Linked DNA regions of Mus musculus: region 1 is linked to region 2. Evidence: chromatin loops called from intact Hi-C (ENCODE). Cell type or tissue: gastrocnemius. All regions are shown on one strand. Each heading gives the region's core, and the rest is flanking DNA. Links, peaks and the distances in the headings are about the cores only. Region 1 holds the start of Mir7240 (microRNA 7240). Region 2 holds the start of Kcnn1 (potassium intermediate/small conductance calcium-activated channel, subfamily N, member 1).

Region 1 (15,236 bases), core at 2,450-10,449, 57 kb after region 2:
ATAGCAGAAGAAACCACTGAATGTCCCTATGGTCTCGGCTTCTGCTGCTGGTGGCCCAGTCAAGGGAGTGACCTTCCCTTTCTGTGCCCAAGAGACTCTGAAGCCCTGAAACAGCATTCAGAGAGGGTGTTGAAGACTGAATAGGAGTTTTCAAGGAACAAACTTTGTTCATTAACAAGCATACGGGCACCAGTTATCAATAAGAACAATTTAAAAGATTTTATTCTTATTTAATGTGTGTGGTGGCTGCCTGCATGTATGTCTGTGCACTACACGTGTGCATGGTGGCTGCCAGAAGAGGTGCTAGATCCACTGGAACAGAGGATTGTGAGCTGCCATGGGGGCACTGGGACCTGCCGATGCTCTAACTGCTGACCAACTCCCATAAAAACATTTAGAAAATCAGCTATACTGTTCAAAGGCATTTATGTCTTTATATTTGGGTTGTTAACACAGGGTCTGATGTACCTCAGGTGGACCTTGATCCTGCTGCCTGACCACGGCAGGAGAATTGCTCATAAGAGGTCAGGAGCTCTGGTTCTTGGAGCTGTCAGGCCCCAGCCAGCACACGAGAGCAAAGGCTGCATGCAGTTTGAGTTTTTTGCACATGGGTTTTCAGCCAGACTCCAGCCTGCCTGCCCCACAGAATTACTCACTTTTTTGACATCTGTTTGGCCGGCAGGCGCTTTGGGAAACCAACTGGCACTTCCTCTACCTTGAAAACACACAGATACCATATGGCCCTGGGAAGTCCACTCGCAGGTAAACATCCAAGACGCAAAACATATTCCAAAAAAGACATTCCATGTTCTGCAACTATCATTGCATCTACCCCAGGGTAGCTACAAAACGAAGTGGCCAATGGCCACCGGTGGGTAAGCCAGTGGGAACTCCTACTCAGCCTTTTTAGGAAAGCACACCTGACAACCCAACAAGGTGGGTGGAGTTTGAAAAGATGTGAAATGGTCAAGGAGAGAAGAGTGTGTCAGGCTGGAGATGGGGCACAAGAGAGCCTGCTGGTAAGGATGGGGCTCTTTGGGGTGTGTATCTTAGGGTTAAGTGGTGGTGACGAATGTACTAAAACCCCTTATTTGTTTTGAGACAATCTCATGTAGCTCAGGCTTGCTTACTATTCTCTATGTAGCCAAGGATGACCTAAGGAGATCTCTGCCACCTCTTCTCATTCTGGGATGAAGGGTAAATGCCAGCATGGCCAGCTCCACACAGCTGATTAATTGATTGATTGATTGATTGATTGATTGATTGATTGATTGATTTTCAAGACAGGGTTTCTCTGTGTAGCCCTGGCTGTCCTGGAGCTCACTCTGTAGACCAGGCTGCCCTTGAACTCAGAAATCCGCCTGCCTCTGCCTCCCAAGTGCTGGGATTAAAGGCGTGCGCCACCACCGCCCGGCAATAAAATACTTTTAAAATCCAACTTTTTCTTAAAGATGGAGTCGGGGAATTTCTTCAGTTTTGTATCGAGGTGAGCGCGGCGGCGTCTTGCTGTGTGACCTCAGCTAGCTCAAAACCTCTCGGCCCCTCCGAAGGCAGCTTTGCGAAACGCTCCGGGCCGGAGGGGCGAGGCCTGCCGGGCGTCAGCTGATCAACAGGACCAATGGTGCCAGGGGGCGGGCCCGAGGGAGTGGGGCGGGCCGGTGGGCCGAGCCCGGCCCGGGAACACACAGCGATGGACGAGCCGAGCCTCCTGCGGCGCCGTGGGCTCCAGGTGAGGTGGGGTGCGGGTAGGAGGGGGGACAGAGCCTTCCAGGTCGGGAAACTAAGGCAGGGAGTGAGGAAGGCGGGAAGCGTCAGATTGCGCCCTCTGCTCACTTGCTGTCCAGAACGGTTTGCGTACGAGGTGATCTCTGTTAGATGGGGAAAACTGGAAACTGAGGCTGGGCTCTGGCTTGAGGAGAAGGAACTCGAGGGTTCCTGCACCACACCAGCCGGAGGGCGTGGAGCTTCAGTATGTGCAGCCACTGAGGTGAACACAACCCAGCCTCCTGCCAGGGTCGCCTCTAGCAGCTAGTCTCCTGCCTTCGGTTCCTTCCAAAGATGAGCAAACCGAGGCTCTCGCCTAAGGAAGCCTCAACAGAGACTGCCCGGTTGAGATTCCATCTCTGCAGGAACACAGATCTGTGTGACCACGAAAGATCTGCAGGGTGTGTGATAGTGGTGGCTTCTTCGAGCCTCAGTTTCTCGATTTGGCGTTGCGCCTCCGGGAAGTAAGAAAGTGGGTATAGAGAGATCAAAATGCAAGTCCAGGGCACTCCCGGGTTGTGGGACTCTTGAGGCGACACCTCTGGCTTCTCTGGATCTCAGTTTCCCCATCTATAGCATCTGCAAAACTCATAGCGGTTTGCCTGCTTCGTTCTGAGACTGGGACCGCACACCTAAACGACCAACAGCTTTGCCGTGGGGATCTTCGTAGCTACCGTCTGCCCTGCTTCTACAGTGTGCAGAACCTCAAGTGGCTTAGAGTTGACCGCGCAGAGTGGCACCGGCCGCGGGAGGCAGGCGCAGGGCAGAGGAATTTGGGGAAGTGAAGATTAAGTAAAGCTGTTTGGACAGGGGCAGTGGGGCGGGTCCCCCCGGGCGGGTCCCCCCTCCCCGAAGAAGCCGCGGAGCGGAGACCCTGGCGGGAAGGCGGGAGTGGGGGCGGGGCTGGTGCGCGGCGGGTGTCGCCGGGGGCCCCAGTTAGATGCGAGCCCGCCCTCGGCCTCTTAAAATAGAGACACCGCCTCCGGGTGAGTGAATGGGGGCGCGGCTGACGTCAACAAGCGGGACCTGTTCCACATGGGTGGTAAATATTTTCAGATGACAGGTCCCACGTTACACACAGGGAAACTGAGTCCCGCAGAAGTATAGCGGTTCTCAGGGTCAGGCGGCCATAGGTTGGCTGCAGGGAGGACCTGAGGAGCGGGCTCAGCAAGTGCAAAGGCCCGGAGGCCATGGCTGGGTGTTGTATTTAAGGGGAACTAAAGCCTGTAGCCAGAGGTGGGAGCTCATGCCTACAATCCCAGCACTTGGGCGGCAGAGGCAGGAGGGTCCAGGAGTTCAAAGTCAGTATAGGCTCATCTTGAAAAATCCAAACAACAAAACCATCCAGAAAAAAACAAATTCACAGTTGGAGCTGGGTGGGAAAGACAATGGTGAGCTTTTGAAAAAGCTAAATTTGGGGGGGGGGGCTGTCGAGAAGGGTAAAGGCATTTGCAACCAAGTCTTACAACCTGAATTAATCTCCAGAATCAACATGGTGAGAGAGTTGATTTCCACAATTTGTCCTCTGAGATGCAAACATGAGCTGAGGCACGTGGGCACACCCATATAGTAAATACACACACAAGTAAATGAAAAAGAAAAATAAGCTGGGTGGTGGTGGCACATGCTTTTAGTCGCAGCACTCAGAGGCAGAGGCAAGTAGATCTCTTGAGTTCGAGGCCAGCCTGATCTACAGAGTGAATTCCAGGACATTCTTGTCTATATAGAGAAACCCTGTCTCCTCGGGGGGCGGGGGGGAGAAAAGAAAACAGAAAAAAAAATTTAAAGCTAAATTTCGATGCCAAGGTAATCGGTAATCCAGAGCAGTGGTAGGTGCTGGGGCAGGGAAAGCTCTAGTAACAGGAGACAAGAGGGCTTAGACGACACTGGAATAAAGGCCAGAGTAGAATAAATAAACATAAGAAAACAAGCTGGGCGGTGGCAGAAGTTCATGCACTTTTCTGTCCTTAAAAGTTCGCCCAAGGGCTGGAAAGATGGCTCAGTGGTTAGGAGCACTGACTGCTCTTCTTAACATCCTGAGTTCAAATTCCAGCAACCACATGGTGGCTCACAACTATCAGTAATGAGATCTGACACCCTCTTCTGGAGTGTCTGAACACAGCTACAGTGTACTTACATATAATAAATAAAAATAAAATCTTAAAAAAAAAAGTTTGCCCAAGCCAAGCTATGCTTTTTGAGCAATCTTTGACTGGCTTAACAGGTTAAAGCCTCAGCCAATCAAAGGCCAGGCTACCTGTGACAGCCAATAGGAGTGCTTGGAGGCTGATGCTGGAAGTCTAGGCTCCACTCCTAAATGATGGAGGCAGCACTTCTGGTAGCCAAGGTTGGCCTCGAACTTCTAATCGTCTTGTCGCCTCCTGAGCAACATCAGGCCAGGCTAATGGCTCAAGGGATGGGGCCCCAGGCTGTGTGTGCCCGGCAGCTGCTACCAACTTGAGATCAGGCTCATGGTGTAGGCCAGGCTCGCCCACTTCAGCCTCTAGGGTAGTTAGAAGGCAGACGATGCTCTCCCATGCTGCAGAATGGTTCATTTGGGAATGAGTTCCCCCTCCCCCACACGTAGGTATATTTAGCCACCTCCTCCAGGAAACCCTGGAGTTGGAGTTTTGTTAATGGTGATGGTGCACACCTATCATCACAGGAGTTGGGCAACTGAGGCAGGAGGATTGCTTCAAGTTCTGAGGTCTGTTGGGGCTGCAGAGTGAGATTGTGTTTAAAAAACAAAAGCCAAGTCCCCATTAGGCAGATAACCTCTGAGACTGGACTTTGGGTTCCAGTGGACCCCAGGCCCTGACTCACAATATAGTCACTGTTGGAACCACCCAGTCTTATCAGTTTTAAAATGGCAGCAGCCTACCCCAGCCTGGCATGCCACCATGGACAGCTGCTGCCTCTTGACCTCAGAAGCCCCTGGCTCCTGTGCCTGGAGCCACAAGTCCCTCTGGGGTGAGGCTCCACCATAGTGTCCAGTTCCTCCTGGACACTATGAGATCTCTAGGCTGGTGATGAGTCCCACGGGACAGCATCACAATCCATGAAGAATCCCTCAACACAACATTTTTAAGGCAGCCGTAGTTGGCTTAGTGGGCTGAGTGCTTATGGCTCAATAGAATGCTTGTAGTTCAGTGCTTGCCTAGCATGCATGGAGCCCTTGGGCTCCATCCCCAGCATCGCATAAGCCTCCATCAATCTAGCACTCAGAAAGTAGAGACAGGAAGGATCAGGAGTTCAAGGCTACCCTGGGCAGAGGGAGGGAGGGAGGGAGGGAGGGAGGGAGGGAGGGAGGGAGGGAGGGAGGGAGGGAGGAAGGAAGGGAAGGGAAGAGACAGAGACACAGACTGTCTCAACAACCACAACAAAATAGCAGTCCCGGAGGGCCATCTCCTGTGATCCCAGCACTCTGCAGGCTGAGACAGGAGGATGTGAGTTCCAGGCCACCAGTCTGCATTGCAGAGAGAAGCCCTAAGAAAAATAAATAACAGCCAGTGGCTGGGCGTCTGTGTGGGAGTTGCCACAGGAGCAGCTGTAGAGGAGGCTGCGGAAGCAGATGGCACGGGGACGTCGCGGGCCCACTTCCGGGGAACTTTCCGGGCCTGGCACCCCAACACCCCCCCCCCCCCGCTGGTCCTTTTGTATCTTGGGAACGCGTTTAAATCGTCCTCACTGACGATGTGCCGGCACTGGGCCCTATGGAACCTGCTGTTTTCTAACTCAGTTAACTCAAAGCACAGAGAGGTTAGGCCAATTGGCAGACTCCACACAGCAGGACCACCAGATCCCAAGAAAAGGCCAGGATGGTGGGATCCCAGTCTGAACCCTAGAGTTCATATTCTGTTTCTTTCTGGCTTGGTAGTGGGGGGGGGGAGCTGGTGAAAAAACACCCCGGGTTCCCCGCGCCCCACCCCCGACTGGCCAAGAGGAACCCCTAGGGTATCAGAGCACAGCAGGGGTCCATCTCTCCCCCTTTGCCAGCCAAGTGGTCCAGTGCCTGGCAGTTTCGCCCTCCCCCTCCAATTGGCTGTGGGGACGGATGACGCCACTGGTTGCCATGACAAACACCCGCCTGGGGATGTGGGTAGTCTGGAACCCACCATTGTAAAAATAGTCTGTGTCCCCAAAGTGGCTGCCCCAATGAGTGTGTCTGTTGAGCTGGGGCGTCTAGAGAGTCCATTTCCCAATTCCTCTCTGTCTCTATGCCTCAGTCTCCGAGCCTGTACAGTAGATGCTGAGTAATGAGACACAACATGGTCGTTTCTGTTTAATTTGTTGCTGGGCTGAACAGTAGCTGGAAGTAATGTGCCCTGGTCATGTGCACAGCTTTCCTGATGTTAAGTCTACTTCCAACAAGGCTTTCTTAAAATTAAGGGGGGAAAAAAATCTCCCTGATGGTGGTGGTGCAAGCCTGTCATCAGCAGCTGAGAAGCCAAGGCAGGAGAATCACTATGAGTTGCGGGTACCTAGAGAGAGCCTGTCTCTCATGTTAGGGAATGGCCCAGCCAGGCAAGCCACCTGCCAGGAAGCTGGTGCCTGTCTTTCCCTGGGATCCACACTGCAAGAGATGCAAGTTGTCACATGTGCCATGACACGAGTGTGTGTGCACACAAGCACACAGACATAACCACATGATCAGAAGGGACTCTGGGGGCAATGGGGCCCAAGGCCAGGCTTCCTTCTCCTTATATACAGGACAGGCAGCCAGAGTTGGTACAGATCAATTTTTTTGAGTTCTCAAAGGATAAATCTAAGTGTCTCTACCCTGGACCAGAACCAACAACTTCATAGGCTCTGAGGATCTGGAGAACTAAATTGGGTTGTTGAGGTGACAAGTGTGTCCACTAGTCCTAGCACAAAATTTACGTGTTTGTTGTAAATTATTATTACTTGAAACAAGTCTCCCTCCGTAGCCCAGGCTAAAATGAAAATGTTCCTGCCTCCACCTGCCATCGCTGAGAGGCCAGGTTTGAGCCACTGAACCCGTCTTCATGTCTTCTTTTCCTTCCATTACTTTATTACATTATTCATTAATCTTGTGTGTGAGCACACACCCTCAACCACTTGCAGGAGAAGGAACCCTCCTCCCATCGTGTGGGTCCTGGGGATCGAACTCAGGTGGTCAGGTTTAGCAGCAAGCCCCCTTTCACACTTAGCCCCAATTATGTATTCATACCCCCTCCCCACCAGCAGGGTGAGGCAGCTTGAGAGCCTGGTGGGAATACTGCAGGTCAGAGTAAGGACTAAGCCACTGAACATCACAGAAGGCTGAAGTTACCAGGAGGACCCTGAGGCAGTGTGTAAGCAGGGAACAGGTCTTGACTGGGTCTTGGGAAGCTGATGTTGGGGTGCAGAGGGTGGGGCACTTCCTAGGTTGACCCCACACTTTTTGTCTCATTTCAGAAGGAGCTGAGTCTTCCACGACGGGGGCGCGGGTGAGTAATTGATTCAATGATTAATACAGCATTGCCTTCTCTCCTTCCATTTGTGCATCCATTGAGGCAGGAGATGTCATCCCAGAACCCCCTGGAGATTCTCTGTCTCTGCCTTGCAAGGCTGGTGTTACAGGTGGGCTGCTGTCATGACCCTGAACTCCTTATCATTAGCAACAATCGCTTTAACCACTGAGCCTTTCCCCAGAATCTCCTTCCTTGCCCTCACCCCCCAAAGAACACTTCTCAGGGCTGGAGAGATGGCTCAGCAGTTAAAAGCACTGGCTGCTCTTCCAGAGGTCCTGAGTTCAATTCCCAGCAACCACATGGTGGCTCACAACCATCTGTAATGGGTTCCGATGCTCTCTTCTGGTGTGTCTGAAGACAGTCTTCAGACACATATAAATAAATAAATCTAAAAACAAATAAACAAATAAACAAAACAAAACCCAACAACTTCCCACCTTGGGGTCCAGCCAAAACATAGTTGCCTGTGATTCCAGCAGCACCCAGGGAGCTGAGGTCGATTGACAGTTCCAAGCCAGCCTGCACTACATAAGATCCTGCCAAAAAACAAAACAAAACAAAACAAAACAAAACACAAACCAATATTTGGGGCCGTGACTCCAGTGTAGATGGCTTGTTCAAAGATTCGAAGGCCATAGGCTCCAGAGGTGGCTCAGTGGCTAAAGGCAATTTGCTGCCATGCTCCGGATGCATTGGCGGCCCCAAAAGTTGTCTTCAGACCTCCAGGTGTGTGCAGGGACAGACCTATACTAAATGAATAAGTGTAGAAAGAATTGATTCTCAGCACTGGGGGGAGGGTGCGATTATGAAATATTAACTTCTAACCCAAGTACATTGGAATGGGCTTGCATGACAAGAGACTCGCTTCCTTTTGGCGCCGGCCAACAGAATCTGTGATGCTGCCATCATCTGGGGAGCTCTGGAGCTCAAAGAACATTTTGTTCGGTGCGTCCCGGGTTTACAGATGGATAAACAAAGACTGGGGGAGGGGTTCACCTCCTGTTCGCTCCAGAGAGCAAACAACCTTGGACGCCCCATCTTTGAAAGTCGCGCATGTCTCAGTCGGAGGCTTACAAGTTTTTGAGCACCTGCCCGTTGGAGAAACAGGGGAAAGAGATGTTTCAACCCCTCTGGCGCCCCGGTTCTTAATGGGGGGACACAAAACGTGAAAAGTGTGTGCTCAGGCAAAATTAAATGGAATGAGACAGGCGCCCGGGTCATTTGGAGGAGGTGAGGTTTGGTGTTGGAGAGGACCAACGGCGGGCAGGGCAGGAGGAGTCCGACGGCGGTCCTCTCCAACACGGTCAATGTGTGGACAGTTCCAGACAGGGGGCCCAGGAGTGGAACCTGCTTTGGCAGTGAAGGCGGGGCTGGGCGAGGTAGAGGAAGAAACGCAGGTTCTGAGAACAGGGTCTCAGTCGCCCCAAAATCATGTGTACTACGGCTGGGGCAGGGCTGGACCTTGTCCTTAGTGCGTTGTGAGGGGCCGGGGACGGGAGGAGCGCAGTGCACCGACCTCGAGGGCAAAGTCGGGGCCAGAGTCCTCCAGGAGCTGCTAGCTCTGCCACCCGTGCTGTACGTGACTCGACCCCGGGCTTTCAGGGACCAGATCTGTAGGGGCGCGACGATGGGAGGGGACACGACAATGAGATCTCGGGTGGGAGATCCCAGGCCACAGAACCCAGGCCTTCTTCCCTCCCGGCCCGTGGCTGGGCGGCTGAATGTTCCGGAAACTGGTCAAAGAGGGTCAGACAGCAGCCCCCCAGGATTGCCCGCAGGTCTCTCTTTTCCGAGCGCGCACGCTCTCCAGAGCTGGGCGCTCAGCCCCGCCCCACCGCGCGAGGCTCCGCCTCTGTCCCTGCCCTCCACCACAGTTCTTAAGCGGTACCGCCCACAGACAGGCCCAAGAGCCAGAGTCCACACACACACACACACACACACACACACTCAGAGGCCCCGCCCACCACCTCACCCCCGCGCGACTGGGGTCCTGCAAGTTGCTTCCAAACGCCCAGCCCATAGTACACTTTTGAGGCCCAACCCCACCAGCCGCATCGGGCTCTGTTGTACTAGGCCCCGCCCTCTTCAGAGTCTCCTCTCTCCCAAGCCTCCCATAGCTCCGCCTCTCATTCTATAACTCGGTCTACACACCAGAATCCACGCCCACGTTCTTACTCAGGACCTCTCCAGAAGCTCAGCTCCTCACCTATAGCTCCCCTTGTAACTCCGCCCACACCTCATAGCCCCACCCGAACCTTGTAGTCCCGCCCCATCATCCTTTAGTTCAGCCCCGCATCTTTGTAGTACTGCCTATAGTCCTGCCCCTCGGTCCACCGTCTGTCCCGCTCCTGGACACGCCCCGTAACCCGTAGCCCCGCCCTGAGTCCCCGCCCCCGCCAGCCGCTGGTGCGCGCGTCCCTCTGTCCATAGTCCCAGCGCGTCTGCTCGCGCCCGGTGCCACCGGGCGTCGGTTCCCGCGGCGCCGCCATGAAGTCCCGCAGGGAGAAATTACTGATCCCCGCGCTGACGCTCGAGTGAGTACCGAGGCCCGAGCACCGCGGTACGACCCCTGGGAATCCGCGGGGGTCACGCCGGGTCGCCGCGGGGTCACCGCTCGCCTCTGTCTTGCAGTCTGTCGCCCAGCAGCCAGAGCCCATGCCTGTTGAGCCCCGGCAGCCCGTGCAGCCCGTGCAGCCCATCGCTGGGCCTGCAACCCTGGAGGTGAGTGGCGCCGCCCAGCACGCGCACCCTCCACCCGGGCCTTTCACACCCCCTCGCTGCCCCAGGCCTCAGTGTCACCCCCTTCTTGGCTTCACATCCCGCGGGAACACCCAGCCTCAGGCTAGAGCTGGACAGGTGTCCCAGGCCAGGTCAGAACTTGAGTCCAAGGACTTCTTGAGACAGGTGCTGGATTCCCAGGGCCCTGTTGGGTAGTGACCAGAAACTCCCTGTGGTCACACACAAACCCAACAGGCTGCACCAGACTGAAAATAGCCATTTCTGCTCTGATCATATTTCCTACTAAGGGAACTGAGGCTCAGAGACAGACCTGTTATGACCCCCTAAATCTGGAGGCCAGCTTGGCCACCACACCCCACTTAGAGTCAGCACCACCCTCTGTGACTCTGGGGCAGGTATCAGGGACTTGCCCATGTGAAAGTCAAGTCTTGACTTACCTGGGAGCCATTTACACCTTAGTATAAATGAGCTGCTTAGCACATTCCATAGATTTTGTAATGGGGAAGACAATATACTATGGAGTCCACACTGAATTTCTATTGGGTTACCTTCATTCCCTCAGCAAACGCCTACTAGGCACCTAACCAGTGTGCCAAGTAGAAAGTCCATAGTTGTGAACAAGTATGGCAGACATCTCCCTCCGAGGGTTCTCGTTTGGCTGGAGGAGGTGGCCAGCGAGCAAACAAGTGACAGTGTTCAAATGCTAACCCCTTGGGGAAGTGGATTGGAGCCATGGACAGAGCTAGGTGAAGGTAGCACTGGAGAGCTAGCACTGAGTGCAAAGGTCCTGAGGTAGCCTTTTGAGGGGAAGAAGGTCTTGTGGTGATTAGGACATCTGGAGGAAAGCTGGTCTGTCTGGAATGGGTTGCCCAGTGGGAGGTAGGCACTGCTGTTGCCACATTTCCTCAGGAGTGGGTGGAGGAGATCCAGGGCATCCTAGGAGACAGTGTGAGGTCAGATACATCTCTAAGTTCTTGGTTCCAACCCAGGGGAGGGCAGGTGAGAGGAAAGGGAGGGACCCTAAATTGGGGTTGCATGTGACTAAACAGCTTATACCTAGAAGAAATGGAGGCACTGCTGGGGACTGGAGCCCAGCCTACCAGGCAGCCACAGTTACCACCAGAGGGTGGCAGAGCCACTTTGCCTGTAGCCCCAGAGCCTTGAGCCTCTCACATTTACTGCCCTGTGCTGGAACAGAGTGAATGGGATTTGTCTGGCAACCATTTATACACCTCAGTATGGAAGAGCCCCTGTACTGTTGGAAAAAAGGTCCTCGAGTGTCCCATAATCCTTATGATGCCCAACCTTGTGCGACCCACCTGCCTCTCCCCATCTGTCCCCTGACATATCACTCTAAGGTGCATCCTCCGGAGTGCAAGCAGATCCCAGTGTTGGTGGAAGGAACACACCCTGCTGAGTGAGGACACCTTTCTGCGCCATTGTTGAGAGTTTATTTCCTTTACAACCTTGAGAGTCCCTAAAAGGCTTGGCCTGAATCTCTCTGCTCACACTGTATGCTCTGGGCAGGGCCCAGTATGCAGCAGATGTTTATTTGATGCTCTGACATTGATGAATAGAAAGCATGTAGAGGCCGGGATGGTGACAACGCCTTTAATCCCAGCACTTGGAAGGCAGAGGCAGGCAGATTTCTAAGTTCGAGGCCAGCCTGGTTTACAAAGTGAGTTCCAGGACAGCCAGGGCTACACAGAGAAACCCTGTCTCCTAAAAAAACAAACAACCAAAAAAACCAAAAAAAGAAGAAAGAAAGAAAGAAAGAAAGAAAGAAAGAAAGAAAGAAAGAAAGAAAGAAAGAAAGAAAGAAGGAAAGAAAGGAGAAAAGAAAAGAAAGCAGGTAGAGGGGCTCTGTTGGCCTTTAGGGTCAAAGGCCATCTTGACTTGACCCTACAGGCCACAGACTGCCCAGGGCCTTGGAGGCCAGGCTCAGAGGGAATGTACCTGGGGTGTGCAGGGTATGGGGGCTGGGGACAGTGGTCCAGCTATTTGGAATGTGGGAAGAGGTAACAGGATGGGTTGGCCAGATTAAGACATACCCAAGGCTTTGCCATTTAAGCAGTAGCAGAGAGATAAAGCAAAGTCCCCAGAGCAAGTCACAGGTGATGTTATGGCCTCTGCCCCAAGAGGGTTTCATCTAGAACCCCTCGGCAGAGGACCTGTGAGCAGGGACCCCTGTATGCTCAGCCTTGCCAGGCAGGCACTCTGGATAGTTGCATAGCCCAGTTCTTCAGAGTGGGAAACAGGCCAGGTGGGCTGCTAAGGCATTAGTCTGTGGCTGGGGATAAGGAAACAGCTGTGTATCAGGTGTGTCGTGGAGGTGTGTTCCCAGGCACAACAGTGGTGGGTGGCTCTTCCTGGAGGTGTATGAAGCCCAGGGCTCCATCACCATTTGTGTCCACAGTCAGGAGGCTTTGAGCTCAGTGCTCAGACCTGACACAAGGTGATCATGATCCTCTTGGTCACATGTGGCCACTTCAGGGCCTGTCCTTGTGACTCAGAACTTGGGCTCTAGCCACTCCCTTTCTCCAGGTCTTTCCATGATGTAGTCTTCAGCTTTTGTCCCCTCATGCCACCAGCTCCTCACTAGAGGCTTAACCCTCTATCCCAGCTTCTCAAAGGTCTTTCTTTGCTTTCCAGGACAGACATGGAGGCGCTCTAACACCATCCATGGCTCCCTGTTGCATTTTCAGTGAGCTCCAATCCTTATTGCAGCTGTGTGGTTAGCTCAGCGAGCACCCTCCTCCCCATCTGTGACACTCTTTCCCCATGCCCACTGATTCTCTTCTTTCTCATGGTCAAAATTATTATGTTGCCTGTCTGCTTGCCTTCTTTGCTATTTCTTGAGAAAGAAATATCGTCCAGGCTGGCCTTAAGTTCCTACCTGTACCCCTCAAGTCCTGTGACAACAGGTGTGTGTTACCACCTCCAAAAGTGTGGTGAGGGCTGGGATGGAGCCCTCCATGCCAGGCAAGCATTCTGCCAGCACAGCTATATCCCTCTTTCTTTGAAGTTACTCTTTGACATTCTTCATCTGTCTCCTTATCTGAGATCAAGGACTACCTTGAAGTCACCCCTAGATGTCCCAGAGGCAGGTAAACTGTAAGTGTTCAATAAATGTTTATCAAGTGAATAAATGACTGGATATGGGTTTGTGCTGCAGCCAGCAGCATGGGAAACGCCTGACGTGGCAAAGAGCCTGGAGGAGACGTGGCAGAGTCTCAGAGTGACTTGACAAGGATGAGTTGGGGAAAACCTGGGTGCATGTGCCTCAGTTTCCCCAGCTATCTTCTTGCACCAAATATAGGATCTGAGCTTCAAATCCGAGCAAGGCTCTGATCCGGTGTCTAAAAGTCCAGGGAGTCGGGTGCTGTCAGAATGACCACTGGCTACCTAGGACCTGGGGGAAAAGGACATATTCCTTTGGTTTGTAGTATATATGACTTATCGCCTTTGGTAATGGCTTTCGTGGCCATGCACACTGCGTTCATCGCAGACATCATACAGATGGGAAGGAAAGGGGAAGAGCCAGGCAGGGCTAACACCTCCAAGTCAGAGGGCAGACCCGTCACAGCCTGCACTACTAGCACCGCCAAAGCTCTACTCCGCCGTCCAGGCCCTAGCAACGCCCCACCTGCTTGTTGTGGCCCTAGCGACGCCCCGCCCTCACCGCGCAGTGCCCTAGCAACGGCCAGGTAGCCCCGCCCCCCCAATGCTCAGAACCATAGCAAAGCCCTGCCTGGGCTGCTGAGGTCCATAGCAACGCCTCGCTCTCCTGTCAGGGTGCCTCTCCTGGTGCTTAGAGCTCTAGCAACAACCTGCCTGTGTTGCTGAGGTCCATAGCAACGCCCCGCCCTTGCTACCTAGAGCCCTAGCAACGGCCAGGTAACCCCGCCCCCTATGCTCAGAACCCTAGCAAACCCCTGCCTGTGCTGCTAGGGGGCCTAGCAACGCTCACGTTAGTCCCAGAGCCCTAGCAACGTCCACTACGCCGCGCCGATCTGCTCGGGGCCCTAGCAACGCCCCGCGCTGTCCCTCAAGGCCCTGGCAATGCTGGGCACCGACAGGCGGGTTCTAACTGCGCTCCATCCCAGCGCTTCCGGCAGAGCTGTAGCAACAAAAGCTCCTTAGTTGGGGACCCTAGCAACGCCCCGCCTAGCACTGTAGCAACGCCTCGCCCCCCTTCCTCCTCCATCACGACGCCACGCCCCCTCAGGCTCCGCCCCGTGACTGGGCGGGGCTCCCAGCCGGGCTTCCTCCTTGCTACCGCGCGCGCTCCTTGTTGCCCGCGGCCACTGGGCCGCTCTACGGGGCTCAGGCCGAATCCGGCCGATCTGGCCGAGGCCCGGGCAGACGGAGGGCGGCAGCATGTCCGACCCCAGCTACTGGACCGCGGTCGCGGCCCCGGGGCACCGCAGCCGCCTGGCCAAGGGTGCGCTGCTACAGCGTTCCAAAAGGTAGGGACGGCTTGGGGCGCAGGGTCTAGCTGTGGACGCCGGTATTTGAACTTGGGACTCGGGCCTTGCAAAGCGATGAATTTGGGAAGAATGAAGCAGTCTGTTCTGGACACTCAGCGGAAATGTTGGCGCAGATGCAAATACTCATGGCCCAGACTGACGAGTGGGTGGCAGGTCTACAGCCAAGAAGGCATGCTTCTCCTCGGCCCAGGTCCTCCTTTGCAAGGCACAGAGGCCAAGAGAGATGGTGCCTCAACTGTCGACCCAGGTTCTAATTGTAAGATAGCTTTTACCGTGCGGTGTGACTCCAGGTAGTTCTTCAACCTCTCTGTGCTTGTGTTTCTCTGTATTTAGGTTAGCATAGTTGGGAAAAGTCTGAGATGCAAGGACCCTGAGTGCTCGATCCAAAGCTTCGACTGGGCCTTGAGATAGTGTGGTGCCTACCATGGCTTACAGGCCTTTTAGAGCAAGGAACAGTGTAAGCAGTTGGCATTTAATGTGTGCTCAAGTGAGATGATCCAGGTTCTCTGAGGCGTCCAATATGGTTGTTTTCAAGGTCTTGTCTAAGCATAAGGGAAAGGAACCAACCAGTCTCATTGGCTACCGGTGCAGGACCATGGGACAGCAGGGCAGGGAGAGGATGTGGCTGCCAGTGTGTGTCGTGTGCAGAGGGGGGGCGACAGGAAGTCTTGCAGGGCCCTTTGGGTTCCGCTTCTGCACCCACACTTCAGCCTAGGGGGCAATTCTTTACCCTCTTGGTAGCTGGTAGCCCCGATTTCCCTGTGTGAAG
Region 2 (15,236 bases), core at 2,584-10,583:
CCCTCTCGACCCTTCCCTGCCCCAGGCTCAGCTTCTCGCTGGAGTGCATTTCCCTGTGGGAGGCGACAGCTGCTGCACCTGACTGGGTTGAAGGACAAGGATCCCTGGTCTTTGTCGCAGCCTCAGTTTCCCCGTCTGAAAACTGCGCGCGTAAAGCCAGCGGACACCAAGGATCGCCCCAGCCCTTGGCGTGTCCTCGGTCACTGTCCTCGGCCTCGGCGGGGAGCGCGCTGGGTGCCGCCGCGGAGGGGACACCTGACCGTCCCCAGCGGGCCGCGCGGGTGGGGGGTCCGCGCTGCAGCGGCGCGCGCACCTCTGTTCCCACGCCCTTGCCCGTCTGCTTACTCACTTGGTTTTGCTCTCGGGCCGGGACGCAGGGACTCCAGCAGCTGCGGCTGGAGACTACTGGTGAGTTAACAGGCAGAAGGGGGTGGTGATGAGGTGGGGGTGTCTCTTTGCCGGGTTTCACTAAGTCTACCGATGTTTGGGAGACCTGCGGGAACCGCGGGATGTCCCTTCATCTTCCCCAGACAATCCGGAGCAGAGACTCTGCCCCAGAACGAACCCTGAGTCCCTGGGCGAAAGGGGCTCAGTTTCAGGTGAGGTTGGGGACCTGGGGACTGCCAGTCACTCAGAGTGGCAGTCCTCCTCCTCCTCCTCGCTATTCCCCATGGCTCCTTCCTTAAGGCATTGGTCCTCATGTTTGGCGGGGATTCCCTCCAGAGATGGCCGGCAGGAGCTTCGAGCTGACCTGCTAGACCCTCAGGCTTTTCCTCTGGCTTTCTCAGTCAGCCACCCCCTGCGGTGGGTAACTGGGGGGGTCCAGAGAAGGCTAGTACTCACCCAAGGTCACCCAGCAAGGCAGGGGCAGAGTAGTCCAGAACCCCACAACCCCTGGGTGGGGTCCTGTCTGGGTTTTTTGCATCATCCCTGAGCATGGGGTGTGAAGCCCCTCAATCTGGTGCCCAGAAACTAGGGGGAGGTTAAGTTAGGATCCCCGGGACTCATTTCAGGGCCATGATCTAGCTGGCTGGCCGAGCCCAGTCCCAGATCCTGTGGATCACCTAGTAGGCAGGTGTCTGGAGGAGGCCAACAGAGTGACCTTGGCAGCCCCTGCCCTCCCCAGCCACTGTCAGCTCTCCTGGGCCACCACCCCACCACTACCCGTAACCACTGCCCCTTGCCCAGGTCCTGTGAAAAGAGAAGAGTCACGTTTAAGTTCACAACGGAAAGCAAGGAAGAAAACCAGGAGGTGGAGGGGAAGTGGTGTGTGGAACAGCAGCCTCAAATTCTGGACTCACAGCTGTGGGTCTCACAGTCGCCAAAGCCACTAATCTTAAAGAACCCTGAGGTCCGCAGACCTTCAGCCTGGTCGGGGCACACACCCTTTAGTCCCAGCAATCACAAAACAAGCCAGAGCCACGCTTGATCTCTGAGTTCAAGGCGAGCCTGGTTTACAGCAAGAGTTCCAGGACAGCCAGTGCTACACAGAGACCCTGTCTCAGAAACCAAAAGCAAACCAAAACAAGAGAAGGAACCCTGTGGGCCTTTCCGATCTGGTTCCCATGTCTGATCCTTACAGGTGTGGAGAAGAGCCAAGGGCAGGGCCATCCCACGTCTGAGGGCAACTTCAAGACACGGAAGAGCAGCGGCCTCAGGTTGGTGGTTTCCAGAGCCCCTTGGACCCCAGGGTGAGTCACCTGCCCCGGTACCCCCTGGTGTGGGGTAGGAGAATTGATGATTGCCAGGCCTGAGCTGGGGGTGGAGGGCAGCCTGGGCCTGATACTTTGGTCCTAACTCGGCGGGAGGACTGCTGTGTAAGCAAGGGGACCTAAGTGTGGATCTGCACGCAGCATTCACACTGGAAAGCAGGCAGGGTGTGGCCAGGCCTGTGCCTGGAACCTCAGCACTGTACAGAGTGGAGGCAGGAGCATGGCAGGGTTGATGGCTGCCAGCCCATCTCCAAGTGAGTGAGAAACCCTGTGTCAAGGGTATAAATCCAAGAGTGATCCACAGACACCTGATACCCTCTGGACTGCTCAGGGACACCACACACACACACACACACACACACACACACACACACACACACACACACACACACACACAGAGAGAGAGAGAGAGAGACAGAGAGACAGAGAGACAGAGAGAGACAGAGAGAGACAGAGAGAGACAGAGAGACAGAGAGACAGAGAGACAGAGAAACAGAGGGAGAGAGACACGAATGTATGCACACAGAGTGAAAGAGAGTGACAGACAAAGAAAAACACACACACACAGAGGAGAAACTTAAGTACAGAGAGAGACAAAGATAAAGAGACACAGACACACATAGACACATACAGGATAACAAATAAATAAACAATAAATAAAGCCAGCAGCCCACGTCTGTCGCCCTGCCAGCCTGATCTCCCAGTGCTGGGCAGTTGTACACAGAAGGCTTACCTAATGCCTTGACTCTGTAGTGAGTTCCTGTCCCTTTAAACAAAATACACACAGACTTGAAGTCAATTAAAAAAAAATTTTTTTTTTTTTTTTGTTTTGTTTTTCAAGACAGGGTTTCTCTGCATAGCCCTGGCTGTCCTGGAACTCACTTTGTAGACCAGGCTGGCCTCGAACTCAGAAATCCACCTGCCTCTGCCTCTGCCTCCTGAGTGCTGGGATTAAAGGCATGAGCCACCATGCCCAGCACGAAATTATTTTTAATTAATTTTAATTCTTTGGGGGAGTGGGCAGTTCTCAAGACAGGGTTTCTCTGTATAGTCCAGGCTGTCATGGAACTTGCTCTGAAGACCAGGCTGGCCCCAAACTCACAAAGATCCACCTGTCTCTGCCTCCTGAGTGCTCAAATTAAAGGCATCAACACTGCCTCGTCCTAATTTTGATTTTTTTTAAAAAAAAGTATATGTCTGCGAAGGCCTCTCACTTGAGTGCAGGTGGAGATGCAGGAGGCAGCGAGCCTCTGATGTAGGTGCTGGGCCTGGGCCTCTGCCAGATCAGCGGCTGCTCCTGTGAGGTATCTTGCTAGCCATAAATTTTTTTTTAAAAAGTAAGGATGTATCGTGTGTGTGTGTGTGTGTGTGTGTGTGTGTGTGTGTGATATGCATGTATGTCTGTGTATCAGGTGCAGTGCTGCTGACCTTGGGAGCCAGAGGAGGGTGTTGGATCCTCTGGAATCAGAGTTATAGAAGTGGGTATCAGCCCTCTCAAATATTTTAAAAGGTCTTGGAACACTAGCCTGGCCCACACCAAACCCTGGCTTCCATTCCCAGCACTGGGAAAACTAGGCATGTGGGAGAAGGAACTAGGAAGATCTGAAGCTCAATGCTAGCCTTGGCTATGTAGTGATTTTGAGAATAGCCAGAGCTACATGAGACCCCCATCTTGAAACAAGAAAACAAGGGAAAATAAAAAATAAAAAAACTAAAACCTGTAACAACAACAGCAGAACCTCCTAAAGCTTAAGGGAAAGGGCCTGGAAAAGACACCATAAGAGCAAAAGCAGTGGCTGGAGACATGCCCAGCTATGTCCTCTCGAAGAGGTTGGAGACATGCTCAGTGTCACACAGCCTGGTTGGTGGAGTTGAAGGCAGGCCCAAAAGATTCTGACCCACCCCTCAGTTTCCAGTCCTGGCTGAAGTCTAATGTCAGCTGTGAGCTGTCCATGGGGTCAGTATTAGTCAATCAACAAACACTGCATAGCTAGCGGCTATGCAGGAGGCCTTGGGCTGGGCACTGTGTACATAGCAGGGACTAAGACTTTGTCTTAAAACAAAAAACATCTGAATAAGGTCAGAATGTGAAGTTTTGGGACAAATGGAGGTCCTGATGGTTGCAGAGATGAGGGGACTGGGTCTTCTAAAACCTCCTTAGGTGGCTGAAGGAGACACCTTGTGTATTATTGGGGACCACTTTCCTGGAGAGGACTGGGACCAGTGCTCTCCCACGTCAAGTCTGACTTGTGTGGGCTTCTGTTATCCCTAAGTACAAGCTCTGCATACAGGACAGGCTCAGGGCACACTGATGGGTAAATCTGAGATCTCTGAGCCCCAGATAAGCCAGAATTAGTTCCCTAAGATGTGTGCCCCCACTTCTTTTGTGACTTCCTTCTCTGCTCCTGCCTCGGGGCCTCTGCACACTCAGCTGTGACAAACTCTTTCCCAATTTTCTGTTCATTTTACAACAGGGCTGTAGCCCAAGTTGGCTTCCTATCTGTATAGGGAATGCTGGCCTTTATTTTATGATCTTCAGGGCTCCACACCCCCCCACCCCCCTACCCCCACCATTGCTGGGATGGCAGGCATGCACTGCATGGGCCTGGCTGATTTCAGAGCTTGGTGGGTGTGGTGGAGGTAAGAGAGTGTGTGTGACCTAGTCACCTCTGCTTCAGCACCCCCCCCCCCGTCTTTACAGGCCTAAAAGGGTTCCCTGGTGTCCTTCACCCACGGCCCAGAGACGGTGGCTCAGCCCTCAGGCCCTAAGGAAGGGCCTCATGTTCAGCAGTCTCCAAAGGACAATTTTTGCAAAGCTGTTTCCTGTCACAGGAGTGTAACTGTGTCCTAAGTGTATCCGTGGCTCCTCTGCCCCTTCCCGCCCACCATGGCCCCTGGAGCCCATGCCTAGGATGAAGGTGTGGCCAGTTTGCACTCAAGCCCAGAACCACCCTGCCCATTACCACCACCAGCTTCATCTATCTCCAGGGCTGAGGTGCCCAGAGGCCTCCAGGCCACCCCAACTGGTTGCTAGGATACCTCCTCCTCCAGGGGCTCCTTAAAGGCAGGGTGGGCCCCAAGAGGGAAGGGGTAAGTCTTAGAGGCAGTGACTGCTGAGCCTGTGAACTCCTTGATTGTGGTCACAGGCACCATGGGGGTGCATGTTGAGACAGGCGCCTGGAGGAGAGCTAGATGGACAGTGAGCACCCCAATTTTGATGACAAACGGGGGCATGCCCCCAATCCCTGGGGGCTGTGAGAGGCTGAGGTGTGTCTCAGGAGACTGAGTGCTTTGCCAGTGTTTATGACGCCCTGGCTTCTGTTGTTAGCACGGAACAAATGGGGCTTGGTGGCCCAGGCCTATCCTGTCAGGTAGGACCTGAGAGGTAGAGGCAAGATGGCCAGTTCCAGGCCATCCTCAGCTCTATAGTAAGTCTGAGCCTCACAGATATGAAACCCTTTCTAAAACAAAAAGCAAAACAATTCCTGGGTAGGGGGTAGGCAGGGAAGGCCCACAGCCACAGGCTGAGGTGGCCACATGCAGAAGGTTTAGGGGCTGGAGGCAGAACCTGGTGCTCTTGGCCTGTCCCTCTGTGGTGTCTCCTGGAACCTGCTTACATCTATCACCCCAGGCTGGTTCCATCTGGCTCCACCTATGTGGATAGTGCAGATGTGGTCCCCAACACCTGGACTGTCACTCTGTTGGTGGCTCTGCTGGGGCTCAGTGCTGTCACTGCTCCCAGGCCACTTGCTGGCCACACATCTGCCCCTCAGTCCTTCCTGAGGCCCTCTAAACTGCAAAGACATTGGGCCAGGAAGAAGCAGGAGCTGGGTGGCTGGGGTGGGGGTGGGGAGGGGATTAGGGAGGGGATACACACACTCATCGCTCGGCTGCAGGCAAACCTCAGCTCCCCAGCTTGTCAGTAATCACGTGACTGAAGGGGCGGAGACTAGACTCCTTGGTCTCTGGGATGTCTTAGAAGACACCTGAAACTCCAGCACCTTAGGAAGTAGGCTGAGAGGAGGATTTCAGTGAGTAAATTCAAGATCAGCTTTGGCTACAGAGCTATCAAAACAAACAAACAAAACCCAAGACCACAAAAAATGTTGCATGAGCTGGAAAGGGGGGCCCAAAACTGTCCCAGCGCTCAGGAGGTGAAGGGAGAAGGAACAGAACTTCAAGGCCACTCAAGGCTAACCTGGACTCCCTGGTAAGTTCTAGCGCAGCCTGTACTTCACAGTGAGTTTGACGCCAGACTAGGTTATGTGAGACCTTGATTCAAAACAAAAACTTTCATGAGTGAGCTCTGTAAGTTTGGCTTGAATGATGGGGGCAGAGCAGGTTCGGGGGTCTCCCCAGCCCTGATGATTGCAGCTGCCTGGAGCTCTTTCTGCCCGCAAGGCTAATAGGGTTTAAGATCGGGGTCCCTGAGGTGAGCGGGCTTGTCTGTCCCCAGAGATGAGGTCCAGGTGTGCAGGATCACCTGCAATAGCCAGCTGCCTGTGCACAGATGCCCATCACCGGGGTTCTTATTCTTGCCCAGTGCCCAGGAGGGAGCTTTAAGCATGGGCGGAGCCTGCGGGGTCATGGGGGTGGGGCCTGGTGCACTCAGCCAATCCAAGGCGCCGCTCATACGGGGCGGCGCTGCTCCCCCTCCCTGGCCGGTCTCGGCGGGGACGCGCTGGCACGAGGGTCCAGGTCCCCGCCCGCAGGTATTGGCGAGAGGAAGCGGGGGTGAGGGGGCTGGGGGGGCAGTAATAGCGGGTCCCTGGGCTATGCGACTAGGGACGACGCTGGGGATGGTGTTGCCACGCGGTCAGGGGTCAGGGACACAGAAGAGAGGGTGCGCGTGTCCCCCGGTGAGGGAAGATTGCGAGTGGGAGACGCTGAGTCCATAAAGTCCATGCACAAGGATGGATGTGATACGGCCAGTGACATGAGCACTCTTCGGCCACCCTAAACTGAGGTCAAGGTGCTCAGTGACAGCACCTGGGCTGCCAGACTGGCCTTGTAAGCTCCCTGGTAGCCGGTGTGCAAAGGGCAAGCAGAGCCGGGCACCCTGAGGAGTCAGTGAGCCTGGTGAGAAGAGCTCTGGCACCCTTCCTCAACTCCATTTCCCCACCAGCTGCTGGGGAGGCCACCTGACACAGGTCTAGTGTCTTGGGAGTTTCTGTCATGAGCCGTTATCACTGTGGTTCCTACAAGAGTTGTGGGAGGTGGGTGCCTCCTTGAGACTCACAGCAAGGGACACCTATTGATCCGATTTTATTTTATTTTGAGACAGGTTCTCAGGTAGCCCTAGTTGGCCTCAAAGGCCAGGCTAGCCTTGCTGTTTAGCACCTCTTGATAGGTATGTATCACCAGTCCTAGCATGGCGACTTACACCTGCCATCCCAGCACCTGGGGTTTGCCACAGTGCCAACCTGCACTATAGATTGAGAGCCTGTCTCTAAAGTAAATAAATAAAATTACAGAAGACAAGAGAAAACGGACTGAGCTGGTACCCCAGGCTCCATGACAGAAAGCAGCTCTGTCCTCAGCTCACAGCCACTCGGGCAGAGCCAGCCTGGTTCCCTGTCAAGGTCCTGCCCTCAGCCACCGCCAGGCTGTGTCCCTTAGTCTGTGTCTGACTCGGTGCTGGCAGAGGATCCAGGGGCCACCCAACCTCCCTCAGCTTTGCTCTTCTTTTTAAAACCAGAAGAGGTATCCCCCTTGTGCCTGGGGCAACAGACAGTCCTTTTAACTGGAGGCTCAAAACACAGCCAGCCCAGGACTGGTCACTGAGCCCTGCCTGCTCTGCATCTGTCCTGTGCCAGCCAGCCTGCCCAGGAAGAGGCTGTCTCAGGGAACAACATGGCAGCACCTAGGCTTGGCATATGTGTCAGACAGCTGAGTCACAGCCCCATATTGCCTCTTCACCTGTGTGTCTTGCAGGCACCCAGGCCACCTTGTCACCTGCTGTTGGTAGCTTGAGGGGCAGGGGGTGCTCATGGGCCAGGATGATTGCAGGGCATGCTGGTGTCTGGGAGGTTAGGCGCTGGGGAACTGAAGCAGACTTTGAGCAGGGGTCGGTAGACACTGACTTTCCAGATGATCCTGGACTCTCCTGAGCCTTGGAATGTTCTGGAATGGCCAAGGTGATGTTCAACCTTTGCTGTCTCCACAGGTCCATTCAGAAGCTCTGCTGCGGAACCATGCTGGGCCCCAAAGGGCCTGCTGCACGCCCAGCCCACGGAGGCAGGTGGCCATGAGTAGCCACAGCCACAATGGCAGCGTGGGGCAGCCTCTGGGCAGCGGGCCTGGATTCCTGGGCTGGGAGCCTGTGGACCCTGAGGCAGGCCGCCCCCTGCAGCCCACCCAAGGCCCAGGCCTGCAGATGGTGGCCAAGGGTCAGCCTGTCAGGCTGTCACCCGGTGGTTCCAGGGGCCACCCCCAGGAGCAGGAGGAGGAAGAGGAAGAGGAGGAGGAGGAGGAGGACAAGACAGGCTCAGGGAAGCCCCCAACAGTCAGCCACCGCCTGGGACACCGCAGGGCCCTCTTTGAAAAGCGTAAACGGCTCAGTGACTATGCGCTCATCTTTGGCATGTTTGGGATTGTCGTCATGGTGACAGAAACAGAGCTGTCCTGGGGTGTATACACCAAGGTAGGCATCTGCTCAGCCTGGGGATGGCATCTCAGTTGGGGACCCATGAGCAAGGGTGAGGGACGCAGGAGAGGGAATGTAGATGGATGCTGCTTGCAGAAGTCACTAGGATCCGTGAGCTGGGGGACACTGAGATGTTTCTGGGAGCCAGAGGAGCTGAGACATGGAGTGGGGGAAGCCACAGATACAGATCCCATCTGGGTGGCAATTGTCCCCACTCAGCTGGCGCCTGGGCATCAATGAGGAATCCTCAGCATCCCCTCCCTCTCTGTGTGCAGGAGTCACTCTGCTCTTTTGCTCTGAAATGCCTCATCAGCCTGTCCACTGTCATCTTGCTTGGCCTTGTCATCCTGTACCACGCCCGAGAGATCCAGGTTGGTACTTACTGCATTGGAGGCATGACCCAACGCTGGCCCAGGGCCTCTGGGGTAATAATGTCCCACTCTTTTTTTTTTAATATAGATTTATTTATTTATTATATGTGAGTACACTGTAGCTGTCTTCAGACAGTCCAGAAGAGGACATCCCATTACAGATGGTTGTGAGCCACCGTGTGGTTGCTGGGAATTGAACTCAGGACCTCTGGAAGAGCAGTCAGTGCTCTTAACCGCTGAGCCATCTCTCCAGCCCCATAATGTCCCACTCTTGACCCTCCCAATATCCCCACTTTGTCTGTTTTCTGTTTTTGAGACAGGGTCTCAAATAGCGCAGGCTAGAAACTACTGATCTTCTTGTCACCATCTCCCAGTGCTAGGATGACAGCATGGGCCCAGTGGGCCCAGCTAAAAACAGTTCTTCCTTCTAGCCACCCCTTTGATGCTGAGGAGGCAGGAACCCTTTGATTTCCACCCACAGCATTCTGACCCAAGACAGAGGGATGGAGGCTGAGGGAGGCCACAAAGCCACAAGTGTAGCTCTGCATTGCTGAGAAGGTTCCAGAATGGGGAAGTTGCTAAGATGAACAGATTCTGGGTTGCAGGGCTGAGGGAGTTAGACTGAGAGCTGGCAGTGACAAGGTCACTGTGTGGCACTTGGGCCACGGAGAAGGAGGTGTCACCTGCAGTATGGGGCAGGTCCCTTCCTGATGGCACGGAGGCTGCTGAGGCTGGCCATCACCACCACATCCCAAGACAGTGTCAGACTGTATGTCTCCAGCAGGGCTAGGTGGACATTAAACTAAAGGACTTCTCTGCAGTTCGGGTGATCAGACCCAGGGCAGTGAGGCAAGCGCTTTCCCAAGAGTCCAGCCCCGCGCCACCTTTTTTTCTTTGTGTGTGTGTGTGTGTGTGTGTGTGTGTGTGTGTGTGTGCATGAGTAGACATCATTTCTTTGTGTGTGTGTGTGCATGAGTGGAGGTCATTTCTTTGGGATCCGGGACTTGAACTGAGGTCCTCTGGCTTGCTGGTGAAGCGAGCACCTTTGCTTGGCTATGAGTTCTAGCTGCAGCTGGGGAAGCAAGTGTCCTACATGGCACATACCCCATCATTCTAGTACTTTGGAGGCCGAGGCAGGAGGATTCCTGATAGTTCAGTGCCAATCTGAGCTTTATTATAAGAGCCTGTCTCAAAAAGACAAGACAAAAACAGCAAACAAAACCAAACCAGCCAAATGGGGTGTTTTACACCTGTCATCAAATATTTGTCAGACTGACGCATAAGAATCAGGACTTTAGGGTCATTCTTGAGTAACTCGAAGTTCAGGGCCAGCCTGGGCTAAATGAGACCCTCTCTCAAAAGTACACAAACAAAAATAATCTTTGTCCAAAATCCTGACCTGGGGGGCGGTGCTGAGGCCCATGCCAGCTTTCCCACCAAGAGGTAGCCCCATCAAAATCCTGACCTGGGGGGCGGTGCTGAGGCCCATGCCGGCTTTCCCACCAAGAGGTAGCCCCATCCTCAGGGACCCACTCAGTCACCTCCTTCCTGCAGCTGTTCTTGGTGGACAATGGTGCCGACGACTGGCGTATCGCCATGACGTGGGAGCGCGTGTCCCTGATCTCGCTGGAGTTGGTCGTGTGTGCCATCCACCCGGTGCCCGGCCACTATCGCTTCACGTGGACGGCACGACTGGCCTTCTCTCTGGTGCCGTCGGCAGCCGAGGCAGACCTGGATGTGCTGCTGTCCATCCCCATGTTCCTGCGCCTCTACCTGCTGGCTCGGGTCATGCTCCTGCACAGCCGCATCTTCACCGATGCATCCAGCCGCAGCATCGGGGCCCTTAACCGCGTCACCTTCAACACACGCTTCGTCACCAAGACGCTCATGACCATCTGCCCCGGCACTGTGTTGTTGGTCTTCAGCGTCTCCTCCTGGATCGTTGCTGCGTGGACAGTGCGCGTGTGTGAGAGGTGACCGACTGCGGACCACCCCCGTCCTGTCCTTGAACCCAAGCCCCAGGTCCTTACCTCAGTCCATTCACCTCCAGACAGTCCTCCTGTCCTCCTCCTGACCTTGCAGGAGCCTGCACAGGGGACCTCAGGATCTCTGGCTGGGGACTATGTCCATCTCTGCCTGTGTCCTCAGCCTCCACTGTCCCCGGGGAGACCCATGGCTCAGTCCCTGACCTCCAGGCATCCCATGCTGGCCTCTGACTTCAGCCCAGCAGAAGGGGCCACAGGCTCAGAGCTGCCCCCATCCCCATCCCTCCACTGATACCCCCACTTTCTAATTTCTGGGGAGCTGGGGTAGAACTCAGGGCTCAGAGCCACCAGGTCCAGCTGAAGTTTAATGTTAACTTTCCCTCCCTGTCTCTGGCCTTCCAGACCCTAGGGGGAACACGTGAGTCCTACAGTCAGCTGAGCTGCCTCCAACCCCCACCCCCACCCCTGCACCCCTCCTATGACTCAACCACCCAGCTACCCCTGTGGTCCCACCAGCCAAGAATTTACGATCAGCTGTGAGGGAGGGGAGCTGGCAGCCAGGGTGGGCCTGACTGGCAGGAAGGAACACCCAGAGTCCAGGGTCTTTGTCAGCTCTGGACACCAGAAGTCTCAGCGCACTCACAGGCCTGGCTGGGGGTGGAGGGAGGGAGGAGTTGTTGCAATGCCCCTTGAAGTCCCTGAGAAGGAGACTTGGGGATTGAAGGACTTGCCAGGGGCCGTAGACCTGACTGAGAAGAAACAGGTGTAGCTGGGCCTCGTCACACAGGAGCGCCTTGTGCAGAGGTCTATCTGCTCTGTGCAGGAACAGCCTTGGTGGGAGACCCAGGACTCCCCACTTTGTCCTTCTAGGGTTCAGGCTGGCTCTCAGGGATCTGGTGTGCCTACAGTTCCTGTAGCCCCACCCTACTGATAAGAGCGGGAACCTTAGGACCCTCCCTGCACCCCTGCTCTGAGCTGGGGAGCACGCAGCCTGTCTTAATACCAGACTCTGCTGTTTGCAATCTTGCCTTGCTCCCCATAGCCCTGTCCCCACCCACATGTCCCCATCCTGGCACCTGGGTCACCCTGTAGCTGCAGTCTGGCATGGGACAATGCCTGTCATCTCAGCACTAGGGAGATGGAAGCAGGAGGTTATCCTTAAGTACATAGTAAACTTGAGGCCAGCATGGGCTACATGATGTCCAGTCTCAAAAAAAAAAAAAAATTCAACACTAACGCAGTACCATGGCTGGCAAGCTTGGGATTGTGGGCAAGTTCCCTGCCTCCCATCACCCCCAAGCCTGAACAGCCCCTGCCTCTGTCAGGTGCTCGGTTTCCACAGCTCTAGTAGGTGAGGTCTCAAGCTGTCTTGCCTGCAGAGGTCCAAATCCAGCTCTACCATCCAGTGTCCTCTCCTTTCCACAACCGAGGCCTCAGGCTGGGGGCAGCATGTGCCTCTGTACCCTGACTCCCACCTTCCTCAGTACCCCTCCCCTCCTTACACTACAGCCTCCTCTGGCCTTCTGTCTCCCCCAGTCCTCTTTCCTCAGGCCTCACTGGCTGTGCTGCGGGAAGTTCTTCCTAGTGTCTACCCTACATGCTTGTCTTCCATGTGGCTGTGCCTTTGGGTCATCCTTGGTCATGCCGTGGGGGTTAGGGAGGGCAGACATGGTGGGTTGCAGCATGGGTGTCAAGGAAAGGAGAGGCTGGAAGGACCATGGGGGGGGGAGGGCATGGGATCCCCATCCCAACATTCACCACTCAGCCCCAACTCTAGTCCCTGAGCAACCAGGGAAACTCACCCCAAAGTCCTGTCCCCATCCCTAGGAATGTGATGAATGAAGATTGTGAGGACAGCATGGAATGACGAGCCTTGTCTGTCCCCCCTCCCCAAAACCAGGTACCACGATAAGCAGGAAGTGACCAGCAACTTCCTGGGAGCCATGTGGCTCATCTCCATCACCTTCTTGTCCATTGGCTATGGAGACATGGTGCCGCATACCTACTGTGGGAAGGGTGTGTGTCTGCTCACTGGCATCATGGTGAGTGTAGAGCCCCTGTCTTGCACCCCAAGTCTGGCTCAAGGGTTGGAAGGGTTTGTCTAGGGAATTCTGGGGATACCACAGCTTTGCCTAGAGGTTTCAGTTAACCCCATATATGATTTCAGGGAGCCCGGGTGGCTCATCAACACCTCTAACGTTTGTCTGTAGTGACTCTAGAAGCCAGGAGGAAGGATCCATGGCTCTCATCTTGGTGGGTGTGGTCCACGTGGGACATCAGATTCCTTTCCTCCTGATTTAAGCAACAGTTTCCTTGTCTTTGTTTGAGACCGGAGTCTCACTATGTAGCCCTGGCTGCCCTTGAAATCATAGAGATCTGCACACCTCAGCCTCCTGAGTGCTGGGATTAAAGGCAAGCACCAACACCAGCATAGGCATAGCAGCAGCACAGCACAGCAGTAGCACAGGCTAGGCAGCAGTAGCACAGGCTAGGCAGTGGCAGCACAGGCTAGCAAGCAGTTTTCTAAGCTACTGTATACCATTCTTGCTGAGGCACAATATTCTTGCAAAAACAGGATCATCGGCCATCATGGTAGCATATGTCTGTCATTCCAATGTTTGGGAAGCTGAGGCAGGTAGATGGCCACTTCCAGGCCAGTTTGGACTACAGTAAGAGATGCTATCTCAAAACAAAATTAAACTAAAAGTAAGAAGTTCTCAGCCACACAAAGCTTAACTGGCTCTTGGCAGGCCCAGCTCATGTGACCCTGTCTCCCTAAAGGGCTTCATGGACTCTTGGCTAATTCACCTGGCCGTGTTCCACCCGAGAAAGGAGGAAAAACAAGGATGGGCCTTGGCCCACTCTCCCAGAACACAGAGATGAAGCCTTCCGGTCCAAAGTGGCCTGGAAGGAATACAAAACTATGTTCCCTAATGGGCCACATCCCTTCCAGAAAGTCCTGTGGTTAGCCAGAGTCCCTTAATGGACATAGCTTTAAAGGTATGACTCCTTTCAGAAAATTCTAACTAGCAGCCCCTTCCTGAGGGAGTCTAGACAGGAGCTCCACCCCTAATCCATACCCCCAGGCCTTCACTGGAAATTCTAGACAAGGGCTCCACCCCTGAGCCATGGTCCCAGCCACTAATTTTTTGACAGTCCTGAAACTCCACCTGTCTCTGCCTCCTGAGCAGCTGGGACATTGGTGCTTGCTCTGCCCCACCTTCAGTCACTTTCAGCACCCCTCTTTTTCCCTTGAATCTGAGGTTTTGTAGCCTGGCCTCTTGGGAGGCAAACATGGGTGACTCTTTTGTTTCACAACTGTTTGCTCTTTTGTGCTTTTTTGTATGGGTCTTTCTCCTCATTCTTTGTCCCGACTCTGTAGTATTCCCTCCAGAACTTTCCAAGTTCAAAGCAAACAAGTTGCTTTGACTTTGTCAATGTGGCTTTTCCCAAAAAGAGGCTTCTGGGTCCTTAAAGACCTTAATACCAACCAGGGTTGAGACAGGCTCATCATGGTGGTCTCTGCACTCTGTGGCCACTATGCCTGGCCTCAGCACCTGCCTCCATGACCTGATGGCACCTCTTGGGTGTTGGAGGCTCCCTGTCTCACTGTGGCAGAGTACCCTACCTCTTTCCTGTGTAACTTCTCTTGTCCCCCTCCTACTGTCGCAGAGGGCTGGGACACTGGGAGGGCTTCCTGGAGGAGGGCAGGCCTGGCGTTGGGATTCTGACATGCCCTCCCACCACACACAGGGAGCAGGCTGCACTGCACTCGTGGTGGCCGTCGTGGCTCGGAAGTTGGAACTCACCAAGGCTGAGAAACACGTGCACAACTTCATGATGGACACACAGCTCACCAAGCGGGTGAGGGGCCTGCAGGCCACTCCTGTCTCTGTGGGTCTCCACCGTAGCTATTCCAAAGTGGTATCAGGCTCAGCCCAGTGTTCACAAGTGTGCAGCACACAGAGAAGACATGGCCATACTGCGCTCCCAGCTCTGGATCAAGCTGCTAAGTGCACATCCCAGACTCTCCAGCGTTTGCACATGGCCCTTTCTTTGCTTCAGTTCCCCGTGTATAAAATGAGGGGCTGGAAGTCAGTCAGCAGTGTTTGCCTAACTTGCACAGAGTCTGGATTCAAACCCCCTCCCAGGACCACACAAACCAGGCATGGTGGTGTGTGCCTGCCATCCCAGCACTCAAGCCAGAGGCAGGCGAACAAGGCCAGCCTCAGCTACATAGTGAGATTGAAGCTAGCCTGAGCTACACAAGACCGTGTAAAACAGTGGCTCTCAATCTTCCTTAATGTTACAACCCTTTAATATCTTTTTTGATCCTCAGGTCAAAAATGCTGCTGCAAACGTTCTCAGGGAGACATGGCTCATCTACAAACACACCAGGCTGGTGAAGAAGCCAGACCAAGGCCGGGTTCGGAAACACCAGCGTAAGTTCCTTCAGGCCATCCATCAGTAAGTCCGGCTCCTTTGCAGTGCCTTTCTCTGCTCACCTGGCTCCCAGGGAGCC

Evidence for each region. Hi-C counts contacts between places; a loop is a spot of excess contacts. Peaks named below come from ENCODE experiments on the same cell type or tissue, not always from the same donor. Only the 100,000 strongest peaks of a DNase experiment are listed, where the experiment ranks them.
Region 1: it touches region 2 in a loop (2.5-fold over the local background); 5 of 42 quality-filtered maps call a loop at or near these places.

Annotation. Positions count from the first base shown.
Region 1 is chr8:70,791,436-70,806,671 of GRCm38, reverse strand. It overlaps Mir7240 (microRNA 7240), which reads right to left and starts at 8,537; the gene lies at 8,480-8,537. Mast3 (microtubule associated serine/threonine kinase 3) reads left to right here and starts at 14,239. Exons shown (of 26, transcript NM_199308.2): 1 at 14,239-14,446. The coding sequence starts at 14,358. In gastrocnemius, for the core only: no CTCF peak of the experiment used is centred there; DNase peaks (open chromatin) are centred at 2,670, 5,752, 9,174 and 9,590; H3K4me3 peaks cover 2,652 bases; H3K27ac peaks cover 2,563 bases.
Region 2 is chr8:70,848,120-70,863,355 of GRCm38, reverse strand. Kcnn1 (potassium intermediate/small conductance calcium-activated channel, subfamily N, member 1) reads left to right here and starts at 6,348. Exons shown (of 10, transcript NM_032397.3): 1 at 6,348-6,424; 2 at 7,879-8,355; 3 at 8,634-8,729; 4 at 10,284-10,702; 5 at 12,615-12,756; 6 at 14,468-14,578; 7 at 15,054-15,181. The coding sequence starts at 7,960. In gastrocnemius, for the core only: no CTCF peak of the experiment used is centred there; a DNase peak (open chromatin) is centred at 6,332; H3K4me3 peaks cover 1,017 bases; H3K27ac peaks cover 1,174 bases.